2 separate regions of the Homo sapiens genome follow, and region 2 is linked to region 1. Evidence: chromatin contacts called from ENCODE Hi-C or POLR2A ChIA-PET data. All regions are on one chromosome and are shown on one strand. The core of a region is the stretch at or near the end of the contact, and the rest is flanking DNA. Distances in the headings are between cores, read along the strand shown. Region 1 holds the start of ZNF341 (zinc finger protein 341). Region 2 has its middle 25 kb from the start of ITCH.

Region 1 (6,443 bases), core at 2,326-4,825:
CAATGCAGGAGGACTGCTTGATGCTAGGAGTTCAAGATCAACCTGGGCAACATAGCAAGACCTCATCTCTAGAAAATTTAAAAAATTGGCTGGGTGTCCTGGCACGCACCTGGGAGGCTGAGGTGGGAGGATCACTTGAGCCCAGGAGTTTGAGGCTGCAGTGAGCTATGAATGCACTACTGCACTCCAGCTTTGGAGACAGAGTGAGATCCTGTCTCTACAAATAAAAATAAAAAAGGCTGGCTGGACACAGTGCCTCACGCCTGCAATCCCATCACTTTGGAGGCCAAGGCGGGCAGATCACTTGAGGTCAAGAGTTCGAGACTAGCCTGGCCAACATGGTGAAACCCCGTCTCTACTAAAAAATACAAAATTAGTCAGGCGTGGTGGTAAGCGCCTGTAATCCCAGCTACTCAAGAGGCTGAGGCAGGAGAATCGCTTGAACCTGGGAGGCAGAGGTTGCAGTGAGCCAAGATCGCACCACCCCAGTCCAGCTTGGGTGACAGAGTGAGAGTGTCACAAAAAAATAAAAAATTAAGTTAAATTAAATTAAAAAGGCAGCCTGGGCCAGGCTCAGTGGCTCATGCCTGTAATCCCAGCACTTTGGGAGGCAGAGATGGGTGGATCACTTGAGGTCAGGAGTTTGAGACCAGCCTGGCCAACATGGTGAAACCCCCTTCTCTATTAAAAATACAAAAATTAGCCAGACGTGGTGGCATGTGCCTGTAGTCTCAGCTACTCGGGAGGCTGAGGTACAAGAATCACTTGAACCCAGGAGGTGGAGGCTGCATTGAGCCAAGATTGCACCACTGCACTTCAGCCTGGGAGACAGTGTGAGATGCTGTCTCAAAAACAAAAAAAAGGCAGCCTGTGTAAAACTGAACTTGAATTAAATGTCATCCTCCACCCCAAAGTTTGTTCTTCCAGTAATCCTCATCAAGGAGAACAGGGCACCAGGGCACCCTCTGGGGCGGCACCACTTGGGTCTTCCCTCAACCCACTGCTCCCCCTCCCCACTCCCCATTTCTGGTTCTTCTGCAAGTCTAGCCTATTCTGTCTCCCCAATACATCTCAAATAAACTGTCTTTCCATCCCCACAGTTGTTTACCAGCCCAGTTCTCTGCTGTACAACCTCAGCAGCCTCCACCCCGACCCCCCACTGCCACTCTGGCCCCCTCCAGTCTGTTCCAGAGCAGCTAGGGTGAACTTTATAAAACATACATCACATTGTGCTGCTCCCCTGCTGAAAACCTTTTGTTAGCTCCACACTGATCCCAAGATAAAGTTTAGCTGCTCCATCAAACCCCATCTCTAGCAGTTCACCCACACCCAGCTTCTGTGAATCCCAGGAGACCTTTCTCCCCAGGGCTTTGAAAATGCAGTTCCTGCTGCCTGGGCCATTCTCCTGCCCTCCTCCCCTAGATCTCCACAGTCCTGCTGCCCTTTCTTCACCCAACATGCATCCCACTGTCCTAGGAACTGATTTCTCTTTAACTGTCTTCATTACTCAATACACAAACACATTCTTGCAGTAAATATTCAAACAATGAGGAAGTCCAAACAGCCTAAAGAGAAAGTAAGCCTCACCCCATTCTATTGGCCTCTGGGAGGGAACTACCACTGACCTCGGCCTTCCTGATCCACCACCTCCTGCTTATGTTATTCACAGTAGGAATGGCCAGCTGAGGTCATCTTATTCTACATGACCTTTTCCATAATTCTATAATTTCTATAATTGCTTGTTTTATAATTTCTCTCCTCTACCAGACTGCAGGGCAGAAACTACAGGGAGTGTCTGTCTCAGTCAGTCTTTGAATCGGAACCCCACTAGATGGAGACAGGGCTACCCCGCCCCCCATTTCCTGGTGCGAATTGTGATCCTTCAAGAAGTGAAGGGAGTCCTGGAGCAGTCGCTCACGCCTGTAATCCCAGCACTTTGGGAGGCTGAGGCGGGCAGATCACTTGAGGCCAGGAGTTCAAGACCAATCTGGCCAACATGGTGAAACTCCGTCTCTATTAAAAATACAAAAAAATGGCCGGGCGCGGTGGCTCACGCCTGTAATCCCAGCACTTTGGGAGGCCAAGGCGGGCGGATCACGAGGTCACGAGATCGAGTCCATGCTCGCTAACACGGTGAAACCCCGTCTCTACTTAAAATACAAAAAAAAAAAAAAATTAGCCGGGCGTGGTGGCGGATGCCTGTAGTCTCAGCTGCTCTCGAGGCTGAGGCAGAAGAAGCAGAAGAATGGCGTGAACCCCGGGAAGCGGAGGTTGCAGTGAGCCGAGATCGCTCCACTGCACTCCAGCCTGGGCAACAGAGCAAGACTCTGTCTCAAAAAAAAAAAAAAAAAAGGAAATTAGCCGGGTGTGGTGGTGCACGCCTATAGTCCCAGCTACTCAGGAGGCGGAGGCACGAGAATCGCTCAAACCTGGGAGGGGGAGGTTGCAGTGAGCCGAGATCGCGCCACTGCACTCCAGCCTGGGCGACAGAGTGAGACTCCGTCTCAAAAAATTAAAAAGTGCAGGGAGTGGCTGAGATCTCCTAGGAAGCTGCAGGACTCAAAGCTTCAGCTTCATCCCGCCAGTCCAGTACTTCGAGTTTGCACCCTATCTGTATACTCATCTCATCCCACTCCTCCAAGACCATTCTTGGTCTGTATTTCCCACAATATCTATTCTGCGCCATGGCCCCGAGTCGCTAAGGCTGCCCTTCCTCCCCGACGCCCAGCAGATGCACACATGGAGGTGCTCAGTGTTTGCTGTCTCCAAAGCCCACAGTTTTGAGCCTGAGCACCAACCCCATCCCAGGTTCTTGCAGAGCACGGAACAGTCTGTCGGCACCCAGCGTTTGCTGGCCTGGGTCTGGGAACACCGCGTCCCGGCCGGGCACACCGCGCCAGCACCCACGGTGTCAGTTTAATTTGTAAAACTGCACCGGCCACGGTGCGCACTGCAGGCGCCAGGTGTTTGCTGGCTTGGGTCCCTAAGCTCTGAGTCCAGGCTGTGCACACAGGTGGCGCCTCTGCTGCTGTGGTCTGATTTTGAGACTACGTCCTAGCACGAGGCATACAGTCCGCTCCGCAGAAGTTCTTCGTGGTCAGGCCGCCGAGGCCCTCCTGCCCGCAGCTGCGACCGCACCCCCGTCCCGGGCCCCGCGCGCCGCCAAGCCGCCTCCCTGGCCGCGGCTGTTCCAGACCGCCCCGCCGTCGCCTCCCGCGCAGTTCCCTGCAGGGAGCCCCTCCCGCGCCCGCCCAAGGCCGCCCAGGCTGGCGCTGTTCCGGACCCGAGCCCCCTCCCCGCCGGCCTGGCTCTCCCCGGCTGTTCCGGCCCCGGAGCTCCCCCGCCGGGCCTCGGCTCCCGCGCTGTTCCCGCCCGCGCCCCTCCCGCCCCGCGGCTGTTCCAGCCCCGGCGCCCTCCGCCCCGCGGCCGCTGCGCGCCCTAGGCCGGGCGCTGCGAGGGCGCGGCGGGAGGGGGCGCAGCGCGGAACAGCCGCCTCCGCCGGCCCCGCCGCCGCTCACCCTCCAGGGCCTCAAAGATCGCCTGCGCCATCTTGGAGCCGCCGCCGTCGCCGCCACAGGAACCGAAGCCCGGCTACGCGAGCATTGTGGGAGCCGTGGCGGTTGAGTCGGGGCCGCCAGGGGGCGCCCAGGAGCCGCCGCCGAGCCCCCAGCCCTGGAAACCCAACCTAGGCTCGCGGGACCCCAGCATCTCTGGGCTGCCCTGGCTCCACTCGATAACCCAGTCACCGGGCCACCGAGTGTGGACCCCGCCTCACTTGAACGACCAAGTCTACACCGACCTTATATCCGCCGCACACGCGGAACTTCCCATCCCTATTATCTAAATCCGCATCCCCATCTCACCGGACCCGACCCCCCAGCTCTGACACAGAATCCCCCATTCCCACAGCACGTGAGTCCTCCAGGTCTGCTGCACGGACCCCATTTCCGCTGAGCACAGTATACCCCGACTCTGCAACAAACCATGACCCCTATCCCATCTCACCCAGACCACCCAACTGTCACAGGGATCTCCAGGCTGTACAACATAGATTCCCATCCCTCATCCCCTATTAGAGACTTCCCGCCCCTACTACCCTGCTCAACTCTGCCTGTTGGGAGCCCGCCTCAGCCTCCAGAGTAGCGGGGACTACCGGCACACGCCACCATGTCCTACTAATTTTTATTTTTATTTTTTTGTAGAGATCAGGGTCTCACTATTTTGTCCAGGCTGGTGTCAACTTCTGGCCTCCAGCGATCCTCACGTCTCGGCCTCCCAAAGCACTGGGATTACAGGCGTGGGTCTCCGTGCTGGGGATCCCATTATCTCTTAAGTAACTCCATCTCTTCACCCTCCATCCCTGCTTGTTGGGACCCCATTTCTGTCACATAAACCCCCAACACCCACCCCAGCCACTCCTAGCCCAGCCTCCGAGGGGTCCTATCCAGGTCTCACAGAATGAGAGGTGCTCCTCACTGGGACTTCCCCTACACACACAGACCCCTCTCATCTTCATTCATCCTCCATCAACTGCTTATTAACGGCCTGCTATGCACCAAGTCCCGTAATAGCTCTAGAGACATGGTGGTCCTTTCCCATGGAGTTAGAGGTGGGAAGAAAGACCGACATTAGGCCAGGCGCGGCGGCTCATGCCTGTAATCCCAGCACTTTGGGAGGCCGAGGCAGGCGGATCACGAGGTCAGGAGTTCGAGACCATCCTGGCCAACCTAGTGAAACCCCGTCTCTACTAAAAATATAAAAATTATCTGGGCATGGTGGCACGTGCCTGTAATCCCAGTTACTTGGGAGGCTGAGGCAGGAGAATTGCTTGAACCAGGGAGTCAGAGGTTGCAGTGAGCCGAGATCGTGCCACAGACTCCAGCCTAGCGACAGAGCAAGACTCTGTCTCAAAAAAAAAAAAAAAGACCGACATTAAATCTTAAAGGTTATTTAATTACAATGTGTATGCCGGCCACAGTGGTTCACACCTGTAATCCCAGCACTTTGGGAGGCTGAGGCTGGAGGATCATTTGTATCCAGGAGTTTGAGACCTGTCTGAGCAACATAGTGAGACCCCGTCTCAACAACAACAACAAAAGTAGCTGGGCATGGTGGTTTGCACTTGAGTACCAGCTACTCAGGAGGCTGAGGCAGGAGAATTGCTTAAGCCTAGGAAGTAGAGGCTGCAGTGGGCTATGATCTCACCACTGCACTCAAGCCTAGGCAACAGAGTGAGACCCTTTCTCAATAATCAATGTGTGATAGTGGTTTCAAAGTACCCTTGGGAAACAAGCAAGAGTTTAGGGAGTGCATAGAGGGGAGGGGGAAACTAAGGAAGGGGCTATTGTTAAAGAAAAAATTAGGCCGGGCACAGTGGCTCACGCCTGTAATCCCAGCACTTTGGGAGGCCAAGGTGGGCAGATCACCTGAAGTCGGGAGTTTGAGACCAGCCTGACCAACATGGAGAAACCCCGTCTCTACTTAAAAACAATAAATAAATAAAATTAGGTGGCCATGGTGGCACATGCCTATAATCCCAGCTACTCGGGAGGCTGAGGCAGGATAATTGCTTGAACCCGGGAGGCGAAGGTTGCGGTGAGCCGAGATCACGCCACTGCACTCCAGCCTGGACAACAAAAGCAAAACTCCATCTCAAATTTAAAAAAAAAAAGAAAAAGAAAAAATTATTTACCTGGGTGTGGTGGCTCCTCTGTAATCCCAGCACTTTGGGAGGCTGAGGTGGCGGGAGGATTGCTTGAGCCCAGAAATTGGAGACCAGCCCAGGTAACATAGTCAGACCAGCATCTCCACAAATGATTTTTAAAAATATTAGCCAGGTATGTGGCACATACCTATAATCCCAGCTACTAGGTAGGGATGCTGAGGTGAGAGGATTTCTTGAGCCAGAGAAGTCAAAGCTGCAGTGAGCCATGATCATGTCACTGCATGCCAGCCCGGGTGACAGAATGAGACCCTGTCTCAAAAAAAAAAAAAAAAAAAGAAAAAAAATTGTTCAATGATCTTTGCTAAAACACAAACACAATAAGGAAGGCTTTATTCAGAACTACTGCGATAGGTACCACTACAAAGGGGCCTTGCAGTGGGGGAGAGAGACTGGGCTCAACTCTGAATACAGCATAGGCAAGTGGGAATTTATAGCCGAGGAACATCATGGGGGCTGGGGGTAGGGAGGTCAGTTGATAGAAAATTACCAAGAGGAAACATCGGAGGTAAGGGGAATTCTGGCTAAACCGACCTAACAGGATTCTTGCTGAAGATGGGCTAGGGTAATCAACATCACCTAGGAGATGGTGACAGATGAGGAACCTGATCAGATATCTAGGATGATTAAATATTAAGGATGGGGGTTCCTGCTAAACTGACTTAAAGCATTCTTTGTGAAAACTAGATTTTACAAAGAAGTGCACAGGTGGGCCTAGCAG
Region 2 (6,443 bases), core at 1,702-4,201, 610 kb before region 1:
GCTGGGCGTAGTGGCACAAGCCTGTAATCCCAGCTACTTGGGAGGATGAAGCAGGAGAATCACCGAATCACTTGAACCCAGGAGGCAGAGGTTGCAGCGAGGCGAGATTGTACATTGCACTCCAACCTGGGTGACAGAGTGAGACTCCATCTCAAAAAAAAAAAAAAAAAGAACAAAAGAACAGGCAAAACAAACCTAGGGTGACAGAGGTAAGAATACTGGTAACTCTCAAGTGTCAGGAATTGGCTGGGAGAGATCACAAGAGAGGCTTCTAGGGGATGGGAAATGTTTCTTTGTTTGTTTGCTTTTTGAGATGGAGTTTTGCTCTTGTTGCCCAGGCTGGAGTGCAATGGCGCGATCTCAGCTCACTGCAACCTCCGCCTCCCGGATTCAAGCAATTCTCCTGCCTCAGCCTTCTGAGTAGCTGGGATTACAGGCATGTACCAACACGCCTGGCTAATTTTTTGTATTTTTAAAAGAGACAGGATTTCACTGGGTTAGCCAGGATAGTCTCAATCTCCCGACCTCAGGTGATCTGCCCGCCTCGGCCTCCCAAAGTGTTGGCGTTACAGGAGTGAGCCACTGCACCTGGCGGGAAATGTTTATATGTTGATTTGGTTACACAAAAATCTATACACACACATAAATTATTTGAATTGTACACTTAATATTTGCTCAGTTTATTATATGTATATTATATTTCAACAGAAAATTAAAAATAATGTGCAACAGGGAATGATGAGCATAAGGTTCAGGAGGATGGTTACTAGGGTTGGGAAAGAGGTTGGGTGGGGAGGGAGGTATATAGTCAGATGTAGGTTATTGTTAAGGTTCTACATTTTATTTTGGGATGGTGGCTTCACAAGTGACTGTCATTACTTTAAAAAACTAATTAAATAAAAAATTATTTCAAAATAATACAAATGGTACACATACTGATAGAGTTGTTATGCAGTGTGTCAATCAAGATTCTTAGTTGCAAACAAAACAAACCAACTCACTTCAGTTTAAACAGGAAAGAGTTATTACAGGATGTTGGGTGGCTCACAGAATCTCCATGAGGGGCAAAGCCATAGTATTGGGAGCTATGCATAGGTAGGAACAACTCCTAAAATCACCCTGGGGAGTCAGGCCAGAGGAGATGCCAGGATGCAAGGCAGAGACACTACAGCTTGTTCTGCCAACCCTGAGTTCTTTCTTCCTTTTTTTTTTTTCTTTGAAACGGAGTCTCGCTCTGTAGCCCAGGGTGGAGTGCAGTGGTGTGGATCACTCAAGCCCAGGAGGTCGAGGTTGCAGTGAGCCATGATCACGCTACTGCACTCCAGCCTAGGTGACAGAGTAAGACCACTTCTCAAAAATAAATAAATAGGCCGGGCGCGGTGGCTCACGCCTGTAATCCCAGCACTTTGGGAGGCTGAGGTGGGCAGATCATGAGGTCAGGAGATCGAGACCAGCCTGGCTAACACGGTGAAACCCCGTCTCTACTAAAAATTAGCCGGGCGTGGTGGCGGGCGCCTGTAGTCTCAGCTACTCTGGAGGCTGAGGCAGGAGAATGGCGCGAACTCTGGAGGCGGAGGTTGCAGTGAGCCGAGATCGCGCCATTGCACTCCAGCCTGGGCGACAGAGTGAGATTCTATCTCAAAAAGTAATAATAATAAATAATAAATAAATAAATAGGAATAAAAATAATTTATCTTAAGCTGGCCTTGGTCATAAGAAGGAGGCATTCAGTCAGGCACATATGCTAGTTACTGCTGAACCCCTGATGAAAGAGATAAAATCTGGTTAAAGTTCCCTGATTAAGCCAGGTGCTGTGGCTCACGCCTGTAATCCCAGCACTTTGGGAGGCCAAGGCGGGCGGATCACCTGAAGTCGGGAGTTCGAGACTAGTCTGACCAACATGGAGAAACCCCATCTCTACTAAAAATACAAAATTAGCCGGGCATGGTGGCACATGCCTGTAATCCCAGCTACTCCGGAGGCTGAGGCAGGAGAATTGCTTGAACCTGGGAGGCGGAGGCTGCGGTGAGCTAAGATCCCACCATTGCACTCCAGCCTGGGCAACAAGAGCAAAACTCTGTCTCAAAAAAAAAAAAAAAAAAAGTTCCCTGATTAAAAAACAAAGCTGCCAGGAGTGGTGGCTCATGCCTGTAATCCCAGCACTTTGGGAGGTCAAGGCGGGTGGATCACCTGAGATCAGAAGTTCGAGACCAGCCTGGCCAACGTGGCAAAACCCCGTCTCTACAAAAAATACAAAAATTAGCAGGATGCGGTGGCGCAAGCCTGTATTCCCAGCTACTCAGTATGCTGAGGCACGAGAATCGCTTGAACCTGGGAGGTGGAGGTTACAGTGAGCTGTGATCGTGCCACTGCACTACATACAGCCTGGGTGATAGAGGGAGACTTTGTCTCAAAAAAAAAAACCAAAACAAACAAACAAACAAAAAAAACAGAGGCCTGGCCTGGTGGTTCATGCCTGTAATCTCAGCAGTTTGGGAGGCTGAGGTGGGTGGATCACTTGAGGTCAGGAGTTCAAGACCAGCTTGGCCAAAATGGTAAAACCCTGTCTCTACTAAAAATACAAAAATTAGCCAGGCATGGTGGCGGGCGCCTGTAATCCCAGCTACTCAGGAGGCTGAGGCAGAAGAATTGCTTGAACCCGGGAGGTGGCGGTTGCAGTGAGCCAAGATCACACCACTGCACTTCAGCCTGTGCAACAGAGCGAGTCTCCATCTTGAAAACAAAAACAAAAACCACCAAAGTTGGTGTCAAGCCCAGCACAGGGCAGAGCCTGCATGTGAGAGCTAAGTGGCTTCCGCTGTGGGGAGAAGCTTCCTGGGGCAGGGCAGGGCGTTGAGCAGCACCTGAGAGTCCGGAGGCATTGACAATTTATTATTTCCATCCAATAAAGCATTCATACCTTGCTGTCTTGCTTCATTTTCTTCCCCCAACAACCCGGAAGCAAATATTCGCTATTTCTGCTTGGCAGACGAGGAGATGAGGCTCAAGGGGTTGAGTAACTTGACAAAGGACAAATCGGTAGCAGAGCTAAAATTTTTGTTTAGGTCTTTTTTTTTGAGATAGGGTCTCACTCTGTTACCCATGCTAGGGAACAGCGGCGCCATCACAGCTCACTGCAATCTCCACCTCCCGGGGTCACGTGATCCTCTAACCTCAGCCTCCTGAGTAACTGGGACTACAGGCTAGTGTATCACAGGACCAGCTAATTTTTGGTAGAGACGGGGTTTCCCCATGTTGGCCAGGCTGGTCTTGAACTCCTGACCTCAAGTGATCTGCCTGCCTCATCCTCCCCAAAGCACTGGGATTACAGGTGTGAGCCACTGTGCCCAACCCAGCAGAGCTAAAATTTAAACCTGCTTCTCAGAGATAAATTAAGGAGCAAAGGAAGCCTTTGTTGGATAGCTTCCAGAGGTTGGGAATGTCCCTGGAAAGTGCTGAGATGGAGTCAATTCTGTTGACTGGGGACTCCTAGTAGATAAGCAAGAAATTAGTTGATAAGTTCTAGTGGTGGGGATGATGAAGACTGAGCACCCGAAGGGGAATGCTTGCAGAGTGATAAATAGTCCCTACACTGCCTTCTAGGGAGATCAAGTTTCCCCATGGGGCTTCTGTCTTAGGAGGTTCTATGAAAATGTAGTCAGAGCTGAATTGCCAGGAAAATGAAGAGACTGGGGGTTGCTACTTCATCTTTCCTTTTGGCCCTTCCTCATATAGCTCTCAACCTCTCCTCTTGATTAGTGGAGACCATATAATAATACAGCAATATTGGTTCCTATCTGCTGTGCATTTGCTATGAGCCAGACTCTTCTTATTTTTATTTATTGGTTTATTTATTTTTTGAGACAGGGTCTTGTTCTGTGGCCTAGGCTGGAGTGCAGTGGTACAATCACAGCTCACTGTAGCCTCAACTTCCCAGGCTCAAGCGATCCTCCCACCTCAGCCTCCCGAGTAGCTGGGACTATAGGCGCACATCACCATGCCCAGCTAATTTTTGTATTTTTTGTAGAGACGGGGTTTCACTGTGTTGCCCAGGCTGGTCTCAAACTCCTGGGCTGAAGCGATCCACCTACCTTGGGCTACCAAAGTGTTGGGATTACAGGCGTGAGCCACTGCACCCAGCTTAGCCAGATTCTTTTCATGTATCATATGGAATCCTCATGATTATATAAAGCAAGTCCTCCCATCATCCTCATTTTAAGGAAAAGGAGGCAAAGTGTGATTGTATTCATTGTCTGTGGCTGTGTCAGGAATTACCCCAAAACTACAAAGCTTAAAACAGCAATAAACATTTATTACCTCAGGTATTTTCTATAGGCAAGGAATTCAGGAGCTGATTAGTTGAGTGATTCTCACCAGAAACATCTCATAAGTTTCAAGATGTTGACCAGGGCTGCAGTCATCTGGAAGCTGGACTGGGGTTGGAGGATACAGTTTCAAGCGGGCCCGTGCACACGGCTGGCAAAGCAGTTGGCTGTTGGCAAGCAGTCTCAGTTACTTCTTGCTGTGTGTGTCCCTGCATTGGGCTGTGCTTATAACATAGCATATAACATTGAGTGTGCTTATAACATAGCAGCTAAGTTCCCTTAGGGCAAGTGATCCAAGAGAGCAAGATGGAAGCTGCAGTCTCTTTGTTTTTTTGTTTGGTTTTGTTTTTGAGACGGAGTCTCGCTCTGTTGCCCAGGCTGGAGTGCAATGGTGCGATCTTGGCTCACTACAATCTCTGCCTCCCAAGTTCAAGCAATTCTCCTGCCTCAGCCTCCTGAGTAGCTGGGGTTACAGGCACGTGCCACCACCCCCGGTTAATTTTTGTATTTTTAATAGAGACGGGGTTTCACCATGTTGGTCAGGGTGGTCTCGAACTCCTGACCTCGTGATCTGCCTGCCTTGGCCTCCCAAAGTGCTGGGATTGCAGGCATGAGCCACTGCGCCTGGCTGTTTTTATTTTTTGAGACAGGTTCTTGCTCTATTGCCCAGGCTGGAATGCAGTGGTGTCATCTCAGCTCACTGCAACCTTGACTTCCTGGGCTCAGGCGATTCTCTCACCTCAGCCTCCCAAGTAGGTTGAGACCACAGGTGCTAATTTTCTTTTCTCTTTTTAGTAGAGGTGAGGTCTCGTTTTATGGCTATGTTGCCTGGGCTGATCTCAATCTCCTGGACTCCAGTGATCCTCCCACCTTAGCCTCCCAAAGTGCTAGGATTACAGGCATGAGACACTGTGCCCAGCCTTGCATTGTCTTTTCTGACCTGGCCTCAGAAGTCACACCTGTTTCTGCAGTAGCCTGGTGGTTATGTAGGAAGAGAGAATCATTGAGGGCCATCTTGGAGGCCACTACCACGATGATAAGTAATTTGCCCAAGGTCACATACATGGGAAGCGTTAGAGGTGAGCTTTGAAGCCAGGAAGTTACTATGTCACAGTAAATATTAGTTTGAAGGAGTAGGGGCAGGCATGTACCCACAGGTCTCCTCTATCCTGGAGGCATTCATGCTTGAGATCCTGAGCTTCTCATTCCAATGGGCAGGTGAGTCAGACACTATCTGATGTGTCAGACAGACATTTTGTACAAGCAACATAATTTGACATTTTCTTTCTTTTTTTTTTTTGAGTAGGAGTCTCTCTCTGTCACGCAGGCTGGAGCGCAGTGGCGTGATCTTAGCTCACTGCAACCTCTGCCTCCCAGGTTCAAGCGATTCTCCTGCCTCAGCCTCCCGAGTAGCTGGGATTATAGGCATGTACCACCACGCTGGCTAATTTTTGTATTTTTAGTAGAGACAGGGTTTCACTATGTTGGCCAGCCTGGTCTCAAACTCCTGACCTCAAATGATCCACCCACCTTGGCCTCCCAAAGTGCTGGGATTATAGGCGTGAGCCACTGCGCCCAGCCAATTTGGGCATTTTTAAAAGACAGAAACAAACAAACAACAAAAAACAGCAAAAGATCGCACAGACTTGCACTTAATGGTAGACATGCTGAATTAAAGGGAACCTGACTGTGGCTCCAGCTTTGCCACTGACTTACTGAAGGACCTTAGGCAAGCTCCAGCCCCCTTTGGGGCCTTTGTTTTCCCATCTGTACAATGGAGCAGTTTGATTCCATGGACACTGAGGTCCTCTGGCTGGGTGATTCTGGGATTCTACGTAGAGAGCTGTTCACGGAGAAAGCCCAGGGAGTTCTTTCTCCACTTTCCCTGGCTTCATCTGTCCTTTGCTGAAGGGGAGCGGACCCCTCAGGTGCAAGGGGCACTCTTCTGGACCCAGGCCAGACCCAGCCAGGCTGTTCAGCCTTGTTTCACCCGAAGCTGGCTGGCACCATTGTTCCCCCATAAAGCTGGGCCCCTTTCCAGCTGCTACTGAACTCAGGGCAGGGGAGAGGCTCAAAGGACTCAGTTGTGTGGATTTCCTCCCTCCCCCAGGGCAGGCC

What was found. A loop is a pair of places that touch in the nucleus more often than their neighbours do. ChIA-PET counts read pairs that join two places held with the same protein, here RNA polymerase II (POLR2A). Pooled maps may share reads with other maps.
Region 2: a pooled map shows a loop between it and region 1 (6-fold over the local background). The contact joins the enhancer-like site here to the promoter of ZNF341 in region 1. A Hi-C loop is called at or near these places in 2 of 50 pooled maps. POLR2A ChIA-PET finds 5 or more read pairs at or near these places in 2 of 52 experiments (Caco-2 and HepG2).

Annotation. Positions count from the first base shown.
Region 1 is chr20:33,729,128-33,735,570 of GRCh38, reverse strand. It overlaps ZNF341 (zinc finger protein 341), which reads right to left and starts at 3,575. Exons shown (of 15, transcript NM_001282933.2): 1 at 3,519-3,575. The coding sequence starts at 3,549. It overlaps LOC124904890 (a long non-coding RNA gene), which reads left to right and starts at 3,588. Exons shown (of 2, transcript XR_007067569.1): 1 at 3,588-3,925; 2 at 6,410-6,443. RefSeq lists enhancers at 1,465-1,544, 1,503-2,206, 3,875-3,934, 3,945-4,004 and a silencer at 3,055-3,764.
Region 2 is chr20:34,334,904-34,341,346 of GRCh38, reverse strand. No RefSeq gene overlaps it. Among named protein-coding and RNA genes, the nearest start is that of ITCH, 25 kb to the left of the region's middle. RefSeq lists enhancers at 2,878-2,927, 2,978-3,087. Within about 2 kb of position 2,951, at least 6 of the 41 ENCODE cell types and tissues checked have a DNase peak (open chromatin) inside an H3K27ac peak, as active enhancers do.